Linked DNA regions of Homo sapiens: region 1 is linked to region 2. Evidence: read pairs that join two places in POLR2A ChIA-PET (ENCODE). Cell type or tissue: PC-9. All regions are shown on one strand. Links, peaks and the distances in the headings refer to the core of each region. The heading gives the core; the rest is flanking DNA. Region 1 overlaps SYN3 (synapsin III). Region 2 holds the start of LOC124905104 (a long non-coding RNA gene).

Evidence for each region. Peaks named below come from ENCODE experiments on the same cell type or tissue, not always from the same donor. Only the 100,000 strongest peaks of a DNase experiment are listed, where the experiment ranks them.
Region 1: POLR2A ChIA-PET joins it to region 2 with 12 read pairs; 7 of 35 experiments call an interaction of 5 or more read pairs at or near these places.

The regions. Positions count from the first base shown.
Region 1 is chr22:32,533,862-32,544,789 of GRCh38, forward strand. It overlaps SYN3 (synapsin III), which reads right to left. Exons shown (of 14, transcript NM_003490.4): 8 at 7,710-7,852; 9 at 4,175-4,249; 10 at 1-34. It overlaps LOC124905103 (a long non-coding RNA gene), which reads left to right. Exons shown (of 3, transcript XR_007068067.1): 2 at 7,238-8,078. Among named protein-coding and RNA genes, the nearest start is that of SYN3-AS1, 36 kb to the right of the region's middle. In PC-9, for the core only: no CTCF peak of the experiment used is centred there; a DNase peak (open chromatin) is centred at 6,030; H3K27ac peaks cover 2,533 bases.
Region 2 is chr22:32,804,322-32,815,249 of GRCh38, forward strand. All of the region lies in intron 6 of SYN3 (synapsin III), which reads right to left. The region is part of intron 1 of TIMP3 (TIMP metallopeptidase inhibitor 3); the gene reads left to right. It overlaps LOC124905104 (a long non-coding RNA gene), which reads left to right and starts at 6,995. Exons shown (of 2, transcript XR_007068068.1): 1 at 6,995-9,810; 2 at 9,980-10,019. In PC-9, for the core only: no CTCF peak of the experiment used is centred there; a DNase peak (open chromatin) is centred at 6,420; H3K4me3 peaks cover 3,713 bases; H3K27ac peaks cover 6,530 bases.

The DNA.
Region 1 (10,928 bases), core at 1,609-9,608, 270 kb before region 2:
CATTTCCGAGCAGCTGTCCACCCACAGCCTGTACCTGCAGGGACAGATGGACAGACAGTGAAGTGGCCTGGGAAAGTGGGGAAGCGGGTAGAGGGAGAGAAGTGGATTCACATGGAAAAACAGGCAGGGAGGGACAGTGACTCACACATCCAGACGGCGATGGAGAGAGACAGAGAAGCAGCAAGAGAGACAGAAAGACGGAGAGAGAGTTGGAGTCCAACACGCAGAGACAGAGAGGCAGGGAGAGAGGCAGGGACACACATGACAGTGAGAGAGAGACCCAGAGAAAGAACACGAGAGAGCCAGGAAGGAGGGGAGAGAGGCAGGGAGAGAAGGAACCAGAGTTGGGAGAGGTCTCCCCCGACCCCAGGACTTGCTGGCTCTGCAGTAATGGGGAGCTTGCCCTGTCCCCATCCGGAGTCATCCTGGACACCCAGCCACCCCTGTGTCCCTTTTCCCTTGGGAAAGCTGCTCCAAGGGCTCCAGAAGTCCCTCCAGGCTGCCCTTCCAGTCCCAGCCCTGGCCGGACAAGAGGCTGTGGAGGACAAAGGGTGCATTTTTCCCAGGGCCCGGGGCGGGTGGGCTGGGGAGACTGGCAGGCTGCTTCTGCCTCGCCCAGGGGGCCTGGCCCTCTAGACCCACTGCTTTTGTTCCCTTTCCAGCCACTTGATGTCTGCAAGGCCAGTTTGCTTTGCTGGGGACAGATCTCAGCACTGGACTCTGACCCTGCAACAAGGGGGTGGTTGTATGTGAAGAAACTGTTCCAGCTTTGCACTTAGCTTCCCCTGTGGGCTGGATTTGGGAGTCACAGGGGACTCTGTGTCAATGTTCTTGCTTCTCACTCTCCAGGGTCACACGGGGCACGCCTACTCTCACATCGCTTTGCGTCTCTGAGCCACAAGTGCTGGGATGAGGAGGGACTGTGACTGGAATGCTCTTAGAATGGAGTCTCATCTCATCCACCAAAGCCTACTGAGGCCCAGAGAGGGAGGGTGGCTGGTCCAGATCACACAGTAAGGTGTAAGAACACCAGGATTCCCTCGATCTCCTTGACTCCCAGTCCAGTTTTCTCATTCAGCTGTAGCACGGAGCATGTGAGATCATCAAATAAAAAGAAGGATGGAGACTCACACCCATGGAGCTCCTGGTATGTTCCAGGCATTCTGGGCCCGGGGGCTGACTCCTCATTCCCTCGAATCCCAGCACAACTCTATGAGGAAGGTTTTAACCCATCTTACTGATGGAGGAACAGGCTCAGAGCGATGATTAAGTGACTGTACCGCTTCCAAATCCAGATCCTGTCTGATTCCAGCTTCCAAGCAAGCCACCCTTCCTCTCATTCTGAAGGTGCCCCAGCCCATCCATTCTCACTCAGCATGGGAGACCAGGGACCTACATTCTTGCTATTAATTCCTTAATAATTTTGGAAAAGCCTCTCCCTCTTATCATAAAATGGGAAAGCCTAGATCTGATTCTGGTTGTACATCAGAATCACCAGGAGAGTTAAACGCACAAACAGCCAGACTTGGGGCTCCACCCTATGTTAGAGTAATTTCTATAATTTTTTAAAGCTTTTCATGTGATTCTGATACGTGGCCACGTTTGGGGACAACCTTGGGTCCTTGGAGCTCGAAGAATCCTCTGGGCTCTCTGATCAGGGTCCTCGTTTTTGGCCCCAGTGGCTGACTTGTGGGTGCCACACACAGGGTGAGCTCTGCCCTGAGACACACTCATAAATCAGGTTTCTTCTCAATGGAACGTGGAAATTTGAGCTGAGGTCCAGAGGCAGCTGTTTCCAGAGGCTGTTTTGAAAGGATGAACCTTGGGGTCCCCTGCTGGCTACGCCCCATAGGGCACAGGCATCCCAGGGTCTAGGAAGGGGCTGCAGGCGTACAGCAGCGTGAGAGTGCTTGGAGAATCGGGGGGGGGGCCCTGCTCCCCTCCTGCCAGGTGGGACTAGCACTGACCAAGCGACATCATTGGTTTTGCCCAGGAGTCAGGCCACCTGGCAAGCAGGCGAGCCAGTGGAGGGCGGGGTCAGGCCCTGTGTATGAGTCCCTGTATGGATTTTGCTCCTGTGGGGATAGGACTGGGGATCTCTCCAGCCCAGACCCTGGAGTTCTGCCTGTGATTGGAAAAGGGAAAGTGGATTCCAGGCCTGGGCAGGCCCACTCCCACGTTAGGTTCCTCCAGGGATGGCCCATGCAGCCTGGGACTTGGCAGAGCCAGGGATAGGTGGCCTGCTGGGGACATCTGTGAGTGGCTCAGGAGGCACTGGGGAAGGCTGGGCTCACATTCCGGAAGGGCCATAGAGAAGATGGCCACGACTGTCCCGTGAACACCTGTTGGGGGAAGGAGGTGACTGCCTCAGCCACATGATTCAGTCGTGCCAGGTCATGAGCGCAGCCTCCAAGAGACTCATTAGCACAGGTGGGTTCCCAGGTTGAAGGTGGCAGCTGCCCCCTGGGGTTGATGGGAAGGACAGGTGTTCCTCCCTGCCAGGGGCTGGTTCTGGATTAGGTGCAGCCCTCTCTCATTCAGTCCTCACACCTGCACTCTGACTTGGGTATTACTACTGCTTTCGTTTTGCAGTTGAAGAAGCTCAGAAAGCATGAGCATGCCTAAGGTCACACTCAGTCTTTGTTGCTGTAGGGGATGCTCCCACTCCAGTCTCCAGGGGTGCAGACCTGACATAGGCCTCCAATCACAGCGTTGCAGTGTCTTGGGCCATAGTGATTGGTTCAGGGATGGTCATGTGACCTAAGCCAGGCCAACCAGTACATATGGCTCAGTTCTAGGCTTTGGTTGAAATGACTGGGAAACAGAAGTTTTCCTTCTTTTGAACCTGACACTGTGAGGATGAAAGCCTGGAGCCACTGTGTGCCACCATGAAATGAAAGAGCCTGCCTGGATGAAGCCAACACACAAAGAAGCTGAACTTGGGTGGGCAGAGGAGGAGCCTTAAGGCCTTACCTGACACTGTATATCTGGAGTCGTCAGTGACATGAGCCAGTAAATCCCCCTTTCTGCGCAAACCAATTTGGTTTGTGTGGTAGCCCTTGCAACCGATACAGAGTTCTTAGAGGGAAGGATTGGATTTTTTCATCCTTTAGCGCTCAGCACAACATGGCCTGCAGTAGGTACTCAATAGGTGTTTACTGAACAGAGCTTTTTGAGTTCACAGCCCATGCTCTGTCCATTGCTATTGTGTGGCTGCTAGCAGAGGTCACAGGGCATGCAGGCAAGAAGGTATGTATGTGGCAGGCCCTGAGACCAGCTGACTTGGCCCTTCGACCCTTCCCCCCCTTTTTTTTTTAAACAGAGTTTTGCTCTTTTTGCCCAGGCTGGAGTTCAATGGCACGATCTCAGCTCACCGCAACCTCCGCCTCCTGGGTTCAAGTGATTCTCCTGCCTCAGCCTCCCGAGTAGCTGGGATTACAGGCACCCACCACCATGCTTGGCTAATTTTGTATCTGTAGTAGAGATGGGGTTTCACCATGTTGGCCAGGCTGGTCTTGAACTCCTGGCCTCAGGTGATCTGCCCGCCTCGGCCTCCCAAAATGCTGGGATTACAGGTGTGAGCCACCGCACCCGGCCGGCACTTCCTTAAGTGGGGCTGGCACACAGTGTCTAAAGGGAGAAAGACCGAAAAACCCTTCAGCCAGAGAGCATCCCTAAAACATGCATGATTCATGGGACGTCAACCTTTCCCTATTCATATTGAGATGGAAGGACGCTTGAGAGAGAAGTGGACTCTCCAATATGCCTGGTCTCCTAATAATGCTTCCTTGCAGCTGTCAGAGCACAGGAGGGACTGGCCAGGGCTTCCTGACCTCTTCCTATAGCAGCTGGTCAGGGCTGGAAAGACCTCGGACTTGGAGTCATGACATCAGGGTTCTACTCTCAGCTCTGTCATCAACTAGCTCTGTGATCCTAGACAAATCACTTCCCCTCTCTGAGTTTTCTTCTCCCATCTGTAAAATGGGGTTATTTTAATACCTGCCCTGTAGGTTGCTGTGGGCAGTGAAGATGATCATGTCTAAAAAAGTGCTCTGTGGATGGTGAGGCACTGGACGGAGGGCGGAGTGGCCTTCTCTTCAGGGCCTTTTGTTGCATTCCCCCTTCAGCTCCTACTATGGCCAGTGCCTCTCCCTACACCTCCTTTGTCTCTTACCTCTCTGTCATGGCCACCTGCTCCAGCATGGCAGAGCCTGTGTTGGCCTTCCAGTTCCCAGAGATGGAGGTTCTCCTGTACCAGAACAAACAACACATTGAGGGAATTAGGGACCCTCGTCACTGATCTGCTTTCCTTCTTTGCTTTGGCTGTTAGGAGGCTCTGATTCAAATAACTGGCTCACGTAATGGCATGTATTCTTACGTACACACCTTGTCTTCAACTATATTTTCCTATGTTTATTTCCCTTCATGCTGTTTGCCTTTTTTATTTGTTGGATCCTAGGTATTGTTTTCTAAGTCATCTTTGAAATTGAAAGATTAAATTAAAAAATGCCTACATCATCTGATGAAATCCCCCAAACTTTGGCCTGTTTTTGAGGAGAATGAGGGCAGTGTGTATAGCCCCTGGTGATTCTGGAATCTTTTGAGGGCCCCAAAATGTTAGAAAAGTGATCCTTAGAGAGAAGTGACTACTTTTCTCTGGTGAAGATTAGGAAGGCCTTCTGGTCTCTGACTGTCTTGCCATCCTTCTCTGTTTCCTTGCCCTTTCTGCTCCAGTAACAACCGACCTCCCTTCCGGTGCTCCACTGCCCATGGCTCTTTCCCAATGTCATGGCCTCTGCAGGTCTTCTTCCCTTTACTCCGTACAGTCTTTGTCTCCATCTTTGCCTCCCTAAGTCCTGCTCATCCTTCAGGTTTCATCTGACATACGACTTCCTGACAGCCCACCTTTACACAGCAAAAATAGACTGCCCGGTACTACGCCCTACACTAATGCTCAGTAATGCTCATCTCCCTTCTGATGACTGCATTAGTGTCCTCTCTTCTCTGATGGAGGAGAATCCTGACGGTAGGGGACATGTTTAACTTCATCCCCTGTATACCCAGTATCCAGTGGGATCCGGCAGGTAGTAGGTGCCCAGTAGGCACCTACTGGGTGAGGAACTGTGTACACTGGGGGAGAATCCAGACAAGCTATCTATCACTAATGATGCATCTGGCCTCGGCAAAGACTGAACGAGTTTAAGCATAGTGGTGGAGGTAAAGCTATTTGTCTTACGGTCAAGGGAAGCTATGTCATTGAGATCAAAGGGTGAACTGGTGAGAGGAATTGACACAAAAATGTATCATTGTAAGAGAAAATTGAAGTAAAAATGCTGAGAATAGATGACCACCAGGAGCCATAAGGCACTGCACCGTAGTTGGCAAGGTTGTTTCCCATGGAGCTACAGGTGAACCATTCTGAGACTGGGCACATACACTGAGATGGAACCAAAAAAGTGGAATAGATGGTGGATGGGGGAGCTGGATTTTTCTCTGTTGGAGTGGGAAGTTATAGATTAGCAATCAGGAAAGGCTAAAATGAACGAAGTGGTACCAGATGAAAGTCAGGGACATCCATAGGACTCTGTTTAGCTTCATAGGGATGTGGATGGGAACATATAGAAAAAATTATGGATATATGTGTATACACGGGTAAGGATACACACATGTACTTCCTTACTGTGTCTGCTAGGACTTAGAAAGAATGACAGCCCAGTAGCGACAAGCACAAAGGCCCGAGTGCAGGGCAAGGAGTGGGCCAGAGAGGGGGTTGAATGGCCGGGGAAATTCTACACTGAAGTCTGACATGAACCCCCTCCTTTGGAGATGGGCCAGCCCAAGGTCCAGGAAACTCGGTAAGTAATGACAAAGTGGAGCTGTCAGGCCAGGGAGGCTCAGCAGAAAAATGCTGCAATGAGGTAATCCTCAAGAAAAAAAAAAACTGGGACAAGGTGTCGTCAATGTCAAGTGGAAGCTCAAACAATGAAGAGAGGAGGGAAATGATATCATGGCTGAAGGCAGGGGCCTCAGGAACGCACTGGAATGGGCCATAACTCAGAGGGGGCAGGGAGGAGGTGATTTTATCACCCCGAGGCCATCTGAGAGCAGTGGCAGGTCTGGCTTGCCTCACAGGAGGAAGAGGTTGATTAGTGGAATAGGGCAGTTACTCCTCAAGAATGAGCTCCATCCCTTTCCTGGGAACACTTCCTTCTAGGGCAACTGCCTGCACCTCCTCCAGTTTCACAAGCAATGACAGGGCTCAGTAGTTGCAACAGAGACGATATAGCCCGTCAAGCCTAAAATTACCACCTGGCCCTCTACAGAAAAAGTTTGCTGACCCTTGGTCTAGGCAATCCAGGTAGTGCTAAAGCAACCACAGGCAATCCATAAATGGGCGTGCATGGCTGTGATCAACAGAACTGTATTTAGAGACAGGTGGCAGCTGGATTCGGCCTGTGGTTGTGGTTTGCCAACCCTAGCTTAAAGCACAAGCTACCCACACAGAAGCCTGCGGATGGAGGGACTTTCCAGCTGTCCAGGGCTAACCCTTGCAGTCCTCAGATATGGAGCCCTGCACACAGTCAGTGCCCCATAAATGCTTGGCAACCAGGCAACGATTGGCCCTCTGGGGTCTCATCATTTCAAGTGGAACTAACAATAACATTCCAGAGTGAAAGATAGAGAGGGCTTGGAGCAAAGACCTCTCCCAAGAACGAGACAGTCTGCCTATTCCAGAAGTCCCCATTCATCCTTATAACCACAGCCCCATGTAATCCGTGCTTTGTTGAACCACCTCTAGGGTGAAGGCGGGCTGCTTTTCTCTGCCTGGCATTCTTTCCTTTTCCTCTAGATTCAGCACCTCTATTTCCACTGGGCAATGGCTCTGCCCACACTGCATGCCTTCTTATAAAGTTTTCTGCTTTTCTCTAATCAATAAAATGCGATCAAAGTTGGACTAATCAGTACTTTTTCCACGGAATCACAATCTTGAGTTAAGCCTTGAAAATGACTAGGGCAGATTCATTTACCAGTAGGGATGCCATGAAAATTGTTTATTATTATTTCTGGCTGCCCACCTTCCTGGGGCTACTCTGTATCTGAATGTTTCTGAAATTGATAATTGAGTTGGGAGATATTTTTGTTTGCTTTTTTAAAGTTTCTGATAACCCATGGTTTTCTAGTAAATTCCCTTTAAAAACCCATTAAGTTAATGAGATGTGGTTTCTGTTGCTTGCAGGCAGAGAAATCTGGTGTAACCTCCTAACTGGTCTTATTGGCTTCAGAGAAACCGTTCTGCACCTCCCAGCCTCATGGTCACCTTTTTATAAACACAGATCAGACCCTTTGCTCAGAAGAGAAGAGAAAAATACTCCAAAACCCTCAGCAAGGTATTCAAAGCCCTCCTTGATTTGTCCCCAAATTTCTCTCTCAAAGACATATATCCTGTGTGTATGTGCAGTTCCCTAGACATGCCAAGCACCTTTCTTGCTCTGGAGGAAACAGCCCTTGCTTGGGTAGACAGATCTCTGCCCAGGGATAAGCAGTGACTGGACATCAGCCCCTCAGCCACACTGGACAGAGAAGAAGGGCAGTAAGGAGACAGGAAGGAGGATAATGATGCACCCTTGGGTGCAGGAGACAGCGGCTGGACATGCACCTCTGGGCTGCCTTCCTCCCACACTCCCCCAGCCCCTGCCCCAGAGACTCACATGTAAGCCTTGTAGTTGGATCCAATTTTCTGGATGCGGATGTCGTACTTGGAGTCGATGAAGGCCTCGGTGGTGGCGTAGGTTTTGGCCATGGCGACCACGCTGGTGATGTCCTGGAAGTCAAGCTGGTTTTCCACTTTGATCTGTGTGGGAGGATGAGGGGGATGAGTGCCACCCACCCCGTGTTCACTGAGCCCACCCTATGCCAGGAACAAGTGCTCTGTCTATAGACACGAATTCCCTTCAGAAGGTCACCTGCTGGCAGGGGAGACAGACACGGGAAGCAAATCATTCCACCACACACCGCACGAGCTGCAGAGAGGAAGGGAGTGATTCTGCTTGGGTGGTCAAGAAAGCTTTACAGAGGAGGTGAGCTCTGAACTGGGTTTGGAAGGATGAACATGTTTCAGATGGATGAGGTAGGTAGTGGGGCCATCCTCCAGAGATGCACGAGGAACCCACAGTGGGGGAAAGGGCAGGTGGCACAGACTCGCTGATGGGGGATGCGGCACGGGCCATGGGGGAACAGACTGTGGAGGGCCACAGTCTCTGGGAAGGAGCTAGGATTTTTAGCCTGAATTTTCTGGAAAGCCACTGGAAGAGGGAGTGGAGTTTAAATAAGGAAATGGTGTAGTTTGCGTTTTAGCAAAATCACTGAAGCAGCTGTGTAGAGGATGGAATGGATGGGTGTGATATGAGACACAGAGGGGCCATTAGGAAGAAGGGAGCGTGCATGTGTGCATGGTGTGTATGTGTAGGGAGCATGCATGCTGGTGAGTGTTGTGGAGTTTGTGGGAGATGTCTGTGTGTGGTGTGTTTGCATATTTGCTGTATGCTATGTGTGGTATGTTCTTTGTGTATTCATATGTGTGTGTGTATAGTGTGTGATATATGTGTGTGTGGTGAGTTTGCTGTGTGTGCTGTGAGTTGTACATGTGGTGTGTAGTATGCGGTGCTTCTGTGTGTGTGTGTAGTGTGTGATATGTGTGTGGTGTGTTTGCTGTGTGTGGTGTGTGTTGTACATGTGGTATATAGTATGCAGTGCTTCTGTTTGTGTGTATGTGTGTGTGTGTGTGTGTGTGTGCGCGCGCACACAGGCACACACTGGAGAGGCCAGCTTTGCTAGGCCAGAGGCTGGGAGAGAAACTCACACTGTTGACTAGACTGAGCCAGGAACACAGAGAGGTGTCCTGGGCTTGGGGAGAGGTCCCAGGAGAGCTTCCAAGGCCAAGCGCAGAGGACGAGGCCAAGGCTCTATGATAGTGATCTTAAGACAGAACAGAGGCTGACTCCCAGCGGCTGTGGACAGCTGGGCCAGCTGCTCCCTCCCACTGGCCACGGGAGCCCTGCTTGTCCAGAAGCGGCTCCCCACTTCCCTGTCACCCTCACCCCGACAGCAGAGGAGTTCTGATGCTGGGTCAGAGACGGGCAGAGCCCTGTGGAGTGGCCGGGCACTAGGCGGTCCACGTGGGGTTGGTCTCGGCCACACCCCATCTCACGTCCTTCCGATCTTCCTCTCAGCCCTTTTCTGCCTGCCCTTTGTGGCTCAGCTTTGCCTTGGCAACTCTGTCCCTCCCACAAGAATGCCCACTCACATTTCCACCAGCGTTGATGCTTATGCAGAGTCTTTACAGCTCTCCGTGGGGCCCAAACAGGATTGTGAGCAGGCAGGCAGGCTGGGCACTGTCGTGGTCACTTAACAGATAAGGAAACTGAGATTTCTTGACTTGCTCAAGGTTATAAAGCAGCTGAGCCCAGAGCTAGGCTTGAAACTCTGGACTCCGAAGGCACAGCTTTTCCTTGAACCATCTCAGGGGTCTGTAAGTAGGTGCCTGCCTGTTCTACCACAACGGACCTAAACAGCAACAGGAGAGAGGCTGGAAAAGCCATCTCTCTTCTTGGCTCTCTGAGTGATGACTCCAGGTCTCAATTTGCAGAGAAAATAAAGGTGACCAGGCAAGAGTTCCCTATTTTCCAGCCCTTTTCAAACTCAGCTACCCCACTTCTTCCTCCCAGCTGCAGTGGCGGTGGTGTGCCTCCTTCCTTTGTTCTGGGCCTTCTAAGCCCTTGGTTTTAGCTGGGTACCTGGCCTCCTCAGCCAGAGATTACTTTGCTCCAGTCTGTCGTGCGGGTAGATGTGCCTGAGTCTCCAAGCTCTGGCCGGTGAAACCTGGGTAGCCGTGATATTAGCAACCTCTGGGTGGTGCCCTGAAGATGAAAATAATCTTCCCCGTCCTTTTTCCTTCTTTGCTCTGGCAGGGAATGTGAACATGATGGTATGAGCAGCAGCCTCCATCTTGGGCCATGAGATGGAAGCTGCATGTTGAGGATGGCTGAGTAGAAAGATGGAAGGACCTGGGTCACTAGCACTGTGAAGCTCCCTTTCTGAGACAGGGTCTCAATATGTTACTCAAGCTGAGTGCTGTGGCATGATCATGGCTCACTGCAGCCTTGACTTCCTGAGCTCAAGCAATTCTCCTGCCTCAGCCGGCCGAGTAGCCGGGACTACAGGCGTGCACCACCATGCCCGGCTAGTTTTTGATTATTTGTAGAGACAGGGCCTCACTATGTTGACCAGGCTGGTCTCAAACTCCTTGGTTCAAGCGATCTTTCCGCCTCGGCCTTCCAAAGTGCTGGGATTACACACTCGAGCCACTGCGCCTGGCCCCTATTATGTGGGTCTTTGTTAAAGCAGCCAAATGACATTTCTGCTCATTATTTTTACTCTCTTGCTTTTCATTGATTCTTTATTCTTTGGATTAACGTGATCAAGGATCCACCATTCTCCTCAACATGTTCCTGCTTTTCAGAACCTCAGTTACGCACCACTGTCTATCTCTACATCTTCATTCCCCACTTGCCCCTCAACCCACTTTCTTTAGGTTTTACTCCCTACCATTCTCCTGAGACTGATTTGGCCAAGGTCCCTTTTAGTCCACTCTTTGGCAAATCCCATAGAATGCCTCTGGTCCTTGCCCTGCGTTGACCCTCTGTAGCACCTGAAATTAGTGAACTTTGGGAAATATGATTTCTGTACCACTGTTTTCCCAGTTCTCACCCTTCTTTCTGGCAACTTCTTCACAGTCTATGTTGCCACCTCTTCTTCCAATGCCCCTTTGATTATCCTGGGGTTTCATCTCAGCCAGTATTCAGGGTCAGGTGGAGAGAATCGGAATTGCCAAAATGAAAGAATCGGGTGAGCGTTTGCAGGGACGGCTT
Region 2 (10,928 bases), core at 1,838-9,837:
GTCCAGTACTTGGCTCCCAAGTTTCATTGCTCAGAGCCTTTCTGGTTTCCAGTCTGGGTTGAAACTGTCTATTCTCGCCCTCAAACAAATATGAAGGAGCTCCCCATTCCTTGGGACCCACACAACCCCACCAGTCAACTTTGTAGCCCCCTAAAGGTGTTCACATCAGCCCATCAACTTCCTGTTTTAAAACCATCATGGTGGTTTTCTCTTCATGGCTTGGTGCCATGTTGGCCTAGCAAAAGGCACAGGAGGCCTGGCCTGGTCCTCTCCGGGGGGCTGCCCGATGGCCTTTCCTCCTGTCTCTGCTCATCCACAGGTGTCTCTTTTTGTCTTTTTTCCCCAAAGTCCTAGGGCCTGGCATGGCATTCTGGGGGAGGAGGAGTTAAAAGGTGTTTCTATGGCAACTCCAGGCCCTGCACCCTATGGAAGTGTTTAGGAGAAGAATAAACTACATGCCGGCTTATAAGACACACTGTGGGGGAAAGAAAGGGACTTGGCAGCAGGCAGGATGTCTGTGGTCCCCCTCCCTGGCCAGTCATTGCCCCTGAAACTCCTGACAAAACCTTGACTCTAGAAGAGGAATGGGAGGGGGCTGGAGATGAAGAAGGCGGCCTCGGCCCGGGCAAATCTGCCCTGGCAGCTCTGTCCAGCTCAGGAAGGGGTGGGCTGTGCCAAGGGCTTTCTGAAAATGTGCGTGTGTGCGTGTGTGTGTGTGTGCGCGTGTGTGGCTTCTGCAAAGGTGGCTGGCAGGGCTGAGGGGGGTTGCAGCAGAGAAAGAGAATTTTGCTTCAGAATGCCAAGCCCTTCTCTCCTTCTCTCTTGCCGCCTTTGCATGGGAGGAATGGGGCTGTAGGATGAAGTGTGTTCGGGGCCTGCCTCTGAGCCTGTTGGGAATTTGAGCATGAGGCTCAGCTGGGGGGCCGGCTGCCAGCCCCAGAGGATGGCCCCTGGATAGCTCCAAATTGTTCTGACAGGGGCCAGTGCCAGCAGATTCTTTCAGTATCAGATCTGAGGTTGTCGTTTTAGCAAAGAAGCCATTTTCAAAGAAACCAGATCCATCCCCTCTCCCTCTTACACACAATTACACCTCAACACTGGGCTTTGCAACTTAAGGAAAATAGAAAGAATCAGACTTTGGAGAGGCGCCAGCACTTGGTAGGGCAAGTCTGGGGGACCCAGGCTGTGGATGTCTTGGAACCATGGAAGGAGGAGAGCTGCTATCCAGCTGGAGGAGGGAAGAGACATGTCTTAGGCCCCTCCTGGTTGCACGCACTTCCCAAATGCCATCTCTTTCACCCCCTCCCCCGACCCCCCACAGCAACCTTAAGAGTAGGTATTGCACCCATTTTTCAGATGGAAAACACTGAGGCTGAAGAGACTGTGCTTGTCCAAGGCCACCCAGTTGCTAAATGATAAAGCTAAAACGTATTATCAGTTATACCATGCTTCAAAAACCTTTCAACTTTCATTGACACATGACATTCTAAGGTGACCAGGAGATGGAATGGATGGTTAACATTTGAAGAATGCTTTTCTTCTACATCTGGGTTTTCTTTAAAAATATGAAGATAGCCAAAATGGCCAGAGGTTTTAATTAAACATCATCTTTAGGGAGGGAGAGCTTATTATTATTCTAGTGTATCATAGAGGAAAATTCTAATGTTCTTTGGCTATTAGATCTGGAAAAGACCCTTGAAACCATCAAGCCACAGTAATAAAAGGACTTGGTTTGTCTCACTGTGGCCCAAGGAGAAGTAAGGTTAATAGAGACAAGACATTTCAGGGCTTCAAGACTCTTCCCTTAAAGGTGGGATCAGTTAGGGCTCCCCAGTGGGAGGTACCCGGTCTGCCAGTGTGGTAGGAGGAAAGCCAGGGGGAGTCAGGAGACTGGGTCCCAGCTGGAGAAGGTGCCCCTCTGACAGTTCTGTGTCCCTTTCACAGTCCCTGGATAGATAAGGCTAGAAAAGTGGCCACAGAAGTAGCTTGGGTGGAGGGATTTTTGTTTGTTTTGCATGAACAGCAGGAACCATTCAGCTCCACTGCTGAATGGCACATTCCAACAGGTTCATTAATTAAAAACAAAAACAACAACACGATTCTCCATCGCACTTGGCTTTTACCATTCCAGCCAGTATGGACAAGGAGGCCCCTTCTTCTACCTTTTGTCATAGTCTACTCCTGGGTGGCCTTGAGAGGCAGGGTGGAGTGGTGGAAAGGCAATGGGGAGGGCAGATCTGAGCTCCACTCCTTCCTCTGGGGCTTGTTGGCTGTGTGTGCCTAGGCACATATGGGCTACCTTTGAGCTTTAGTTTTCTTATTTATACAAGGGGAATAACAATTTGTACCATCTTGGCCTGTTTTATCTATATTTTAAAAGCTACAAGTATATGAATACATTCTATGTCCATGTATGTATCTCTCTGTATATCTATGATATATCCATTTCTATTTATCATTTATCATCTATCTATCTATCTCTCTATCTAAAATCGGAGAAGAGTAAAATCCTTTCTGATTACTTTTTCTAACTCTAGTCCCTTCTCCAAATCCTTTTCTTCCTATACATTTACATACATAGGTATCCATAGCAAATTTATAGTAGTTTTTCCCTTAGAAACATGAATAGTAGAACATTAAACATCATGGAATACCACATAATACCACATATAGTATTCTGCTTGTTTCCCATTCAACAATGCGTACTAGAGATCTTTCTACTTAATATATATATAAAACTGTCAGAGGAGCACCTTCTCCAGCTGGGACCCAGTCTCCTGACTGCCCCCCTGGCTTTCCTCCCACCACATTGGCAGACTGGGTAGCTCCCCCTGGGGACCCCTAACTCATCCCCACCTTTAAGGGAAGAGTCTTGGAACCTTGAAATGTCTTGTCTCTATTAACTTTACTTCTCCCTGGCCACAGTGAGACAAACCAAGTCCTTTTATTACTGTGGATTGATGGTTTGGAGGATATATATATATAAATATATAATATATAAATATATAATTTATATATAATATATAAATATATAATATATAATATATATTATATATAATATATATTATATATAATATATATATATTATATTTACATATATATTATATATATAATATATATATTTCTTTTATGTATTTCATGAGGTTATAATTTTAAACAGCTAATAAGTATAGAGTGATTACTATGTGCCAGGCATTATTCTAAGTCATTAACTTACATTAACTCATTTAATTCTCTCAGTTTTATGAGGGAGGTGTGCTATTGTCATCTCCATTTTACAGCTGAGGAAACTGAGGCTTAGAAAAATGAGGTAACTCGTTTAAGGTTATACTGCTAGCAAGGAATACAGCCTGTATTTAAGCCCCTTCACCCTGGCTCTAAAATATATTTAACAACTATACTATAGGTCACATTATACCATATCATATTATATATACTACTACATACTCTTATATTATTATAATTATATAATATGCATTTTCAATTTTAATAGTTCCTGCCAATTTGGCCTCCACAGTGGCTGTGTTAACACAGTTCTTTTCATATATGCAACATGAGGGGATGGAGGAATGTTAGAGCCCTGTGCTTAAGAGACTCCCATGCTTCTCTCAAATAGAAAAACAATTTATAATTTTTATTGACTTACTGAGTGTTTTTTTTCCTTCTTTTTGTCTCTTTGAAAGGGAGCAAAATTAGGGCCACGAAGATCAAGTTAATGGGAGTATTTTCATAGGGAGAGGAAGGCTGCAATGCCAGGAAAGCTGTGACCCTTGACTTGTTGCATGCTGGAGTAATTCGGTTGAAGATAGCTTTATGTATTTATTTTGCTTTCAGAATAAGCAGTGGACCATTTATTACACCAAGTTGTTTGACTTTGAGGACTTACATGGACTCAGGTTCAAAGGTATATGTGGCTGTGTTTTGAACACACATACACAGGGTTTTGCTTTCTGACTCAAAGCTGTCCGCTGGCCAGGCTCATGGTGGCAGCAAGGGCACTCACTCATCTGTCTCCCTTCTTGTTGCCTATGGATGGCACTTGGGTGAGAGCAGTGGGATGGTCACAAGGAGGAGGATGGACTGCCGAGAGGGAGGCTGGGTGGACCCCAGCCAAGAAGGACGCTGGGGTCTCATTATTATGGGAGCTAGAAGGCCTGGTTTAGGAAAGAATTCCTGTTCTGATGAAAGCTCTTCAGTGGACTCTTAGGATAAAGTATCATCAAATGGCTTTTACAAGGGCCAGTGTGGACCCTGCCTACCTCATCCTCATAGTCTCATCACTGGTCTGTCCTGCTCCAGCTGTTCATACTCTGTCTCTCTGGCTCTTGGCCCATGACACCCCCTCGGTTTTGAACAGTCCTCATTAACTTCTCATTCTCTAGGTCTCCTTTGGTTCCTTTCCCTGATCACTCCTTGGCATTGGTACAGACGAACAGTCATAAACCTTGCCCATATTTTAAGCATGCTGAAAAACACCATCTCTAGTAAAACCCAAATTCTCCAAAGCTGCATGGGAAACTCCCAGAGGGGATCATTCCTGCGCTGGGAGAAAGAACTTAGGGCTGCGTGCCACCCAGAGGGATAAACCTAACCCACTTTAGAGGGTAAGCACCCACTATGCTCTCTGCATTACTTGATAAGTCTAGTCCTGTCTTCTGGTGGACATGATACCCTAGCACCCTCCCAGAGAAGAAAGTGGAGATTTCTAAATGCCAACCCTGCAGGAGATCACAAACATAATACTGTAATTTTCATAGTAAGTTTGGTGCCCTTACTATGTGCCAGGCACTGTACCAAGCTCCTTACTTGCCTATCAGTCATCCCAGCTGCCTGATGAGCTGTCTCAGGCTAGGGAAGCCAAATGGCTTGCCCAAGCTCACACCACTTGCAACCTATACTTGCTTAGCCTATCTCCAAAACCTGTGTTTCCAATCAGTCTCTCATATAGACCAAGGGCTACAACTTTTTAGACTTGGGAAGATTCTACCCATTTTGCGACCTCTCCACATGAGTCTTTGGCTCCCCACTGTTGGGGTCCCCGTCAGTCTGCTTATCTTTGGTTTTCTTCCTCTCCAGACATGCCTTCCCTGCTGCCCCCAAATTTTATTACTGTATAGTCAGTTCTGGGATCCTAACATAACCAAGCCTTACCTCCTAACCCAGTGCCCTTTCAACTCTCTCAGTGGTTCCCAGACTTTTCAACACTATGGAATTTTTTAAAATTAATTTTTCCCTCCAATAAGTTCTGTGTTTGGAACAGTTATCCGACACAATTTCATGTGTTGAGTGTTGATTAACTTTCCATTAAAAAACAAATTAAAATATAACTAGAACTGCTGATACTAGCCAGTCATTATTCTGACACAATCAGCTAATATACTAATTAATTATAGCCGAAAGCAAGGACGGTTGGTGTTTTCATAAGCCTGGGAAGTTTTCTCATGGGTTCCTGGGTGATTGCATTGTCGGATTTGGGTTGGCTTACTGATATGCCTAAAATAGCTCCTGGCTTCTTTGGTATATCGCTGTCCTTTGCCCCTCCTGAGAATCTTTAGTTTCATGCCAGCTTAGCATCTCTTCTCCCTGTGGGCAGGTCCCATGCATTTACTGCCATTGTCACTTCTCCCTGTTACCCACAGTGCTGCCACCATGCCTGGGATAGACAGCAGGTAACTGATGTGTCCTAGTTGAGGTCCCTATCCTTTCAGAGGAGGTGACATGGGTTCAGATATTTTCCTATGTTCATGTCTGGCATCCAGGGGTACACAAAGTATTGATTCTAGCTAAAGGGACTTACTAAATACTGTTTGACAGGAGGCCCACAGGTGTCTATGTGGGCTGCAGTGGAACTAAGAGGTCTTTTTGTTCAGCTGTTAAAAAATTAGTGTTTGTAGCTTCAGAGGGGCCCCAGAGAACCTTTCCTGACCCATTTAGAGGCCATCTGTGTGGCTAGGATGGCTTTGCTGTCACAGAAGGGACAGTCCACACTACCCAACACTCAAGTCTGATTTATGTTCATGTAAATCCGATCACCTAATGGTGGCATTCACGGCTTGGAGACAAGAAACTATAAGTGTTTCCAAGCCTGCAGCCACCTGGCTTTTTGTGGGGGTGGGGAAGGGAAGGAAAGCTGTACGATCTGGCCTCAGAGAGCCCAAGGTAAAGTTCAGTTAGTGGAAAAACAGAGCCCTAGATGATTGGGCGGGGGGTGGGTACTGGGGAGTGGAGAGGGGAAGTCCTGAGCTGACCAAGCCTCCAAGAGCCATTCCGGAACTAGAGATCTTAAATACTACATGGTAATTATCCCCTCTGCCTCTGCCCATGAGGGTGTCAGGCACAGGGCCGCCTGGCTGCCTGCAGAGAAGAGCTGTTTCATTCAGAAACTTCAGAGCTCCTGCAATGCCTGGATTAGGATGTGGGGATGGTGAGTTTCGCAACCAGGGTCAGATTTCATGAAGACTTGGTTTCGTGACTTGAGGTGTTTGACTAAGGTGTTTGCATCTCATGTATTTAGGAAGGGCTCCCTTTTGACTTAGACTTTATCATCATGAATAAGCTCCCTGCCTTTTCGATTTGGAAACATGATAGCTCTAGTGAGCTCTGCTACTCCCAAGCTTGGGCAGGTTCTTTGCCTCAGTTTCCTCATCTCTAAAATGGGGGGAAATATATTATGTACCACGTGGTAACTTCATTGGCAATTAAGTGAAATACTTCATGGAATGTTTAGCACTAAATATTCCTTAGTGTTGAAAAGGCTGGGAACCACTGAGACAGTTGAAAGGGCACTGGGTTAGGAGGTAAGGCTTGGTTATGTTAGGATCCCAGAACTGACTATACGGTAATAAAATTTGGGGGCAGCAGGGAAGGCATGTCTGGAGAGGAAGAAAATCAAAGATAAGCAGACTGAGGGGGGCCCCAAAAGTGGGGAGCCAAAGACTCAGGTGGAGAGGTCGCAAAATGGGTAGAATCTTCCCAAGTCTAAAAAGTTGTAGCCCTTAGTCTATACAAGAGACTGATTCTTGGCACAGAATAGCTCAATAAGAATAAGCATGAGCTTTTAGTAGTAGTGTTGTTATAGAGCAGAGCTGATATTCTCACTTCACTTTCGGTGAGGAAAATGGCGCTCTGTGGTGTGATGTGATGTTTTCCAGGGTCATATAGAGAGAGCTGAGTTTCAATTCAAAATCGTGGTTTGATCCCCCCGCCTCCAAATCTAATGTGTTCCATTTTGTCACAGTGCTTCCCACAGGGCAGAGAAAGAAACAACAAAGTTCCTACTCTATTTTCACAACTCTTCACATTTTAGAGTCTTAAGTCCATTTGATCTCATTTGATGACAACTTCGCAACGAGGAAAGCAGGATGGTGATTGGGGGGTCGGTCATAGTTCCTAGTTAGTGGATGTCAGTATTGAGAATGGCGGGGTTCTGTGGCTTAGCCATATAGCCAATACATGGAATGGGATTGGAACCCATGTCTTCTGAGGGCAAGCCCAACACTTGTCAAGGATCTGGTGCTGCCCTTCCCTCTTTAGACAGCTCCCATTGATAAGCAGAGGTAGAAGTCACTAGGGTAGCCAAAGAGAGGGCCCTAGAAATGGAATGGTGACAATGAACTTGGCTGAAGAGTCAGCAACCGCTCCCCTATCCACTGCCAGGGCTAGGAGGTGCAGTGTGGCATGGAGGAGGAGCACTGGCTGGAGTTAGGAGGCCTAAGGTCTAGTCCTAGTTCATCATCTGACTCTGGAGTCCCCTTGGTGATACTGACCTCCCTGGGTTTGGTCTCTTATCTGTAAAACAGCAGGATATTGGCTCTATGTGGTGTGTATTTCACTGAATGCCTACTATGGTCAAGTTTTTCTGGCTCTAAGTTCCCTTGGAAAGGGCTCTCTACTTTAGCTGAATAACTCAGCACCTAAATCTGTCAACCACACCCTTCAGTAGGTAACTTTGTTAGAAATATGGTCTATTAAGGTAAGAGCCAGGATTTCTGTGGTTGCAAAAGTGGATGCGGGCTCTGAACAAAACCTCTAGTGAGCTGAGATACTTTATCAGATGACATATTTGACCACCAAACTTCTGTTGGAGCAGGGCTGATTTGCCAAACAGACAGCAACCTTGCAGACTTAGTCGATGGCTAGAATTAAGACTCAAGGTCACTTCAGGGCCTGTCACTGATTGTGGGAGGGCTTGGTAAAAATTGAACCTCATTAACACCACTGAAGAAGCTGATAGACAAGAAATGGGATTAAGACTCAATACTCATCAAAATAAGGCTTTCCTTATCCACAGCCTACCTGAGCAGTGCCTCACTCTGGAAAATGTGGTTCATGGCTCGGCTCAAACATTTTCTGTTGCTGAGAGGACTTCTCTCATGGAAGTCTGGCTCAGATGAACACATGTGTGATCTGATGGAACCTTTGTTTAAGTGAATGAGGAGGGTATTTGGAAGACTTAGATCAAACGTGTGCCCCATTGGGCAGTCACTATCTGCTCCCCTGACAGGGAGAAACCCCAGTGACAGGATAGAAAGCTCCAAAGATCCTGAGGAAGTTTGGAAGGTCAAACTTCACCACTGCAAGGACTGAGAGATCCAAGAATCTCAGAATCCAGGTTGGTCTCCAGGGTGCAGTTCTGAACAAATGAGTGCAGTGGATAAAAAGCTTATACTTAAGGTGGGAAGGTGGGTGTGGGTTCCAGTTCCTTCTTTGGCTGATTCTCTTTTGGCCTGGATTTCCTCACTTGTCATCCATGCCATGTCACAAACCCAGTGCCTACAGGGACCAGGCACAGAAGCTGGATATTTGAGTATCAGACATATTGGAATATTACTCACTCCTACCAAATATGTTTATGGTTCCCCATTCTCTTGGTTTCCATTTTGGAGAGCTAAACAGGTACTAAAAATGATTTCTTTATTATAAGACAAGCAATAAAACAGTGGGCAAGTGTGATGATAAACAGCATCTGAGCTTTGGCTTTGGAGTTGGGGAGACAATAGAGAGTGGCAGTAACTGTGGTGAACCGTACAGTCCAGGTCCCTTCTGGAGGGGACAGCTGCTGTCCAGCTCCAGCCTATCAGGATGTGAGTCTAGTGATGCCAGATTTCCAGTCTCTTAGGACAAGCAAGAAATCCAAATTTTTAATGTAACATCTTCTGAAAAGATACACACACACACACACACACACACACACACACACACACACACACACACACGTGGACCAAACAAAACATGTCCATGGGCCAGATTCAGCCTTGTGGGTCACCAGTTTTGTGATCTGGAATCCATTTTATTTCTAGAATCTCCTTTCAATTCTCGGATCTCTGAGTGAGTAACACCCAATTTTTTTTTTTTTGGCAAAATGTGTCCTGCATTTCCCACACTTTCTGAGCTGGAGCACAGGTTCTGGAGTTAGACCACTTGGCTCAAACCTTGGCCTCGTTCATGGCTAGTTGCCTGTCCCTGGACAAGTTAATTCCCTGGTCTCATTTTTCCTATCTGTAAAATGGAGTATGCAATAATAGTACTCTTAACCTCATAGGTTGTGGAAGAATTCACAGACACAATGGAAATAAAAGGCCTGGCTCATTGCCTGGCATGTAGTAAGGACCTGATAAATGTCAGCCATCATATTATTACTACATGGTATTACTGCCTCCCCTTAGATGGGAGCCAAGTCTTGCTCACCAGCTCATTGCCTGATGTTAGTAGGCATTCAATAAAAGTATCATGAATGAATAAGAACATTTGAGAAAGACAGCATTCCAGCCTTTCCAGGCAATACTCGTGTGTGTGTGTGTGTGTGTGTGTGTGTGTGTGTGAGAGAGAGAGAGAGAGAGAGAGAGAAAGAGAAAGAAAGAAAAGAAAGAAAGAAAGAAAGAAAGAAAACAAAGAAAGGAAAGAAAGAAAAAAAAAGAAAGAAAGAAGGAAAGAAAGAAAGAGGGAGGGAGGGAGAGAGGGAGAGAGGGAAGGAAGGAAGGAGAGAGAGAGAGAGACAGAAAGAAAGAAAGAAAGAAAGAGAAAGAAAGAGAGAAAGAAAGAAAGAAAGAAAGAGATTGGTTTGAAACATTGGGAGCTGAGCTTAATGAGAAAAGGCCATTCCTAACTGCTAAGCTACCGTATTAAACAGTGGCAAGTACCTTGGAAAATAAAACAGAAACCACTGCCCATCTTTTTCTAACGGAGAAAGACAAGAGATGGCTTGACCAGAGTGGAGATTTAGAACTTCAGGTGCTGATAAATATGGTAACATCATGGGGTGCTTTGGCAGCTGGATAGATTTTATTTATTCAGGGCTCCTTTAAGCCAGAGGAGATTCCTGGAGGCTGCTAAAATAGAATGCTCCACCTGGATAGTTAACATCTGGATTTTATTTTGTTTCAAAAAGTTAATTACAAATAGTTCGAATTCCTTCTGGTATCCCTCTGAGAAGAGTTTCTTACTGGGTGGCTCACAAGCGGGGAGACAGAAAGGGAAAAAAACTAGATTGATATTGCTCAGGAGAAACAGGATTGTGGCTACACGTGAGCCATGTATGCAATTTTGAATTTTCCCATAGTCATGTTTAAAAAAACGAGGAAAAAGTGAAATTAATTTTAATACTAAACCCAATATGTATAAAATATGACCATTTCAATATGTAATCAATTTTACACTTATTAATAAGATCTTAATATTTTTAAAATTAAGTTTTTGACATCCATTATGTATTTTACACTCATAGCATATCTCAGTTTGGACTAGTTGCGTTTCAGCTACCTGTGGTTAGTGGCCGCCATGTTAATACTACAGCACAGGTCAAGATAACATTTGCAAAGGCAAGGCATCTTCCCCTCCCCATTTCTAGTTTCATGAACTGTGCACAGGGATATGGGGCTGTTCGAGGTACTTTTGGGCTGACCAAGGCTCAGAGGCTACTGACAGCTTTG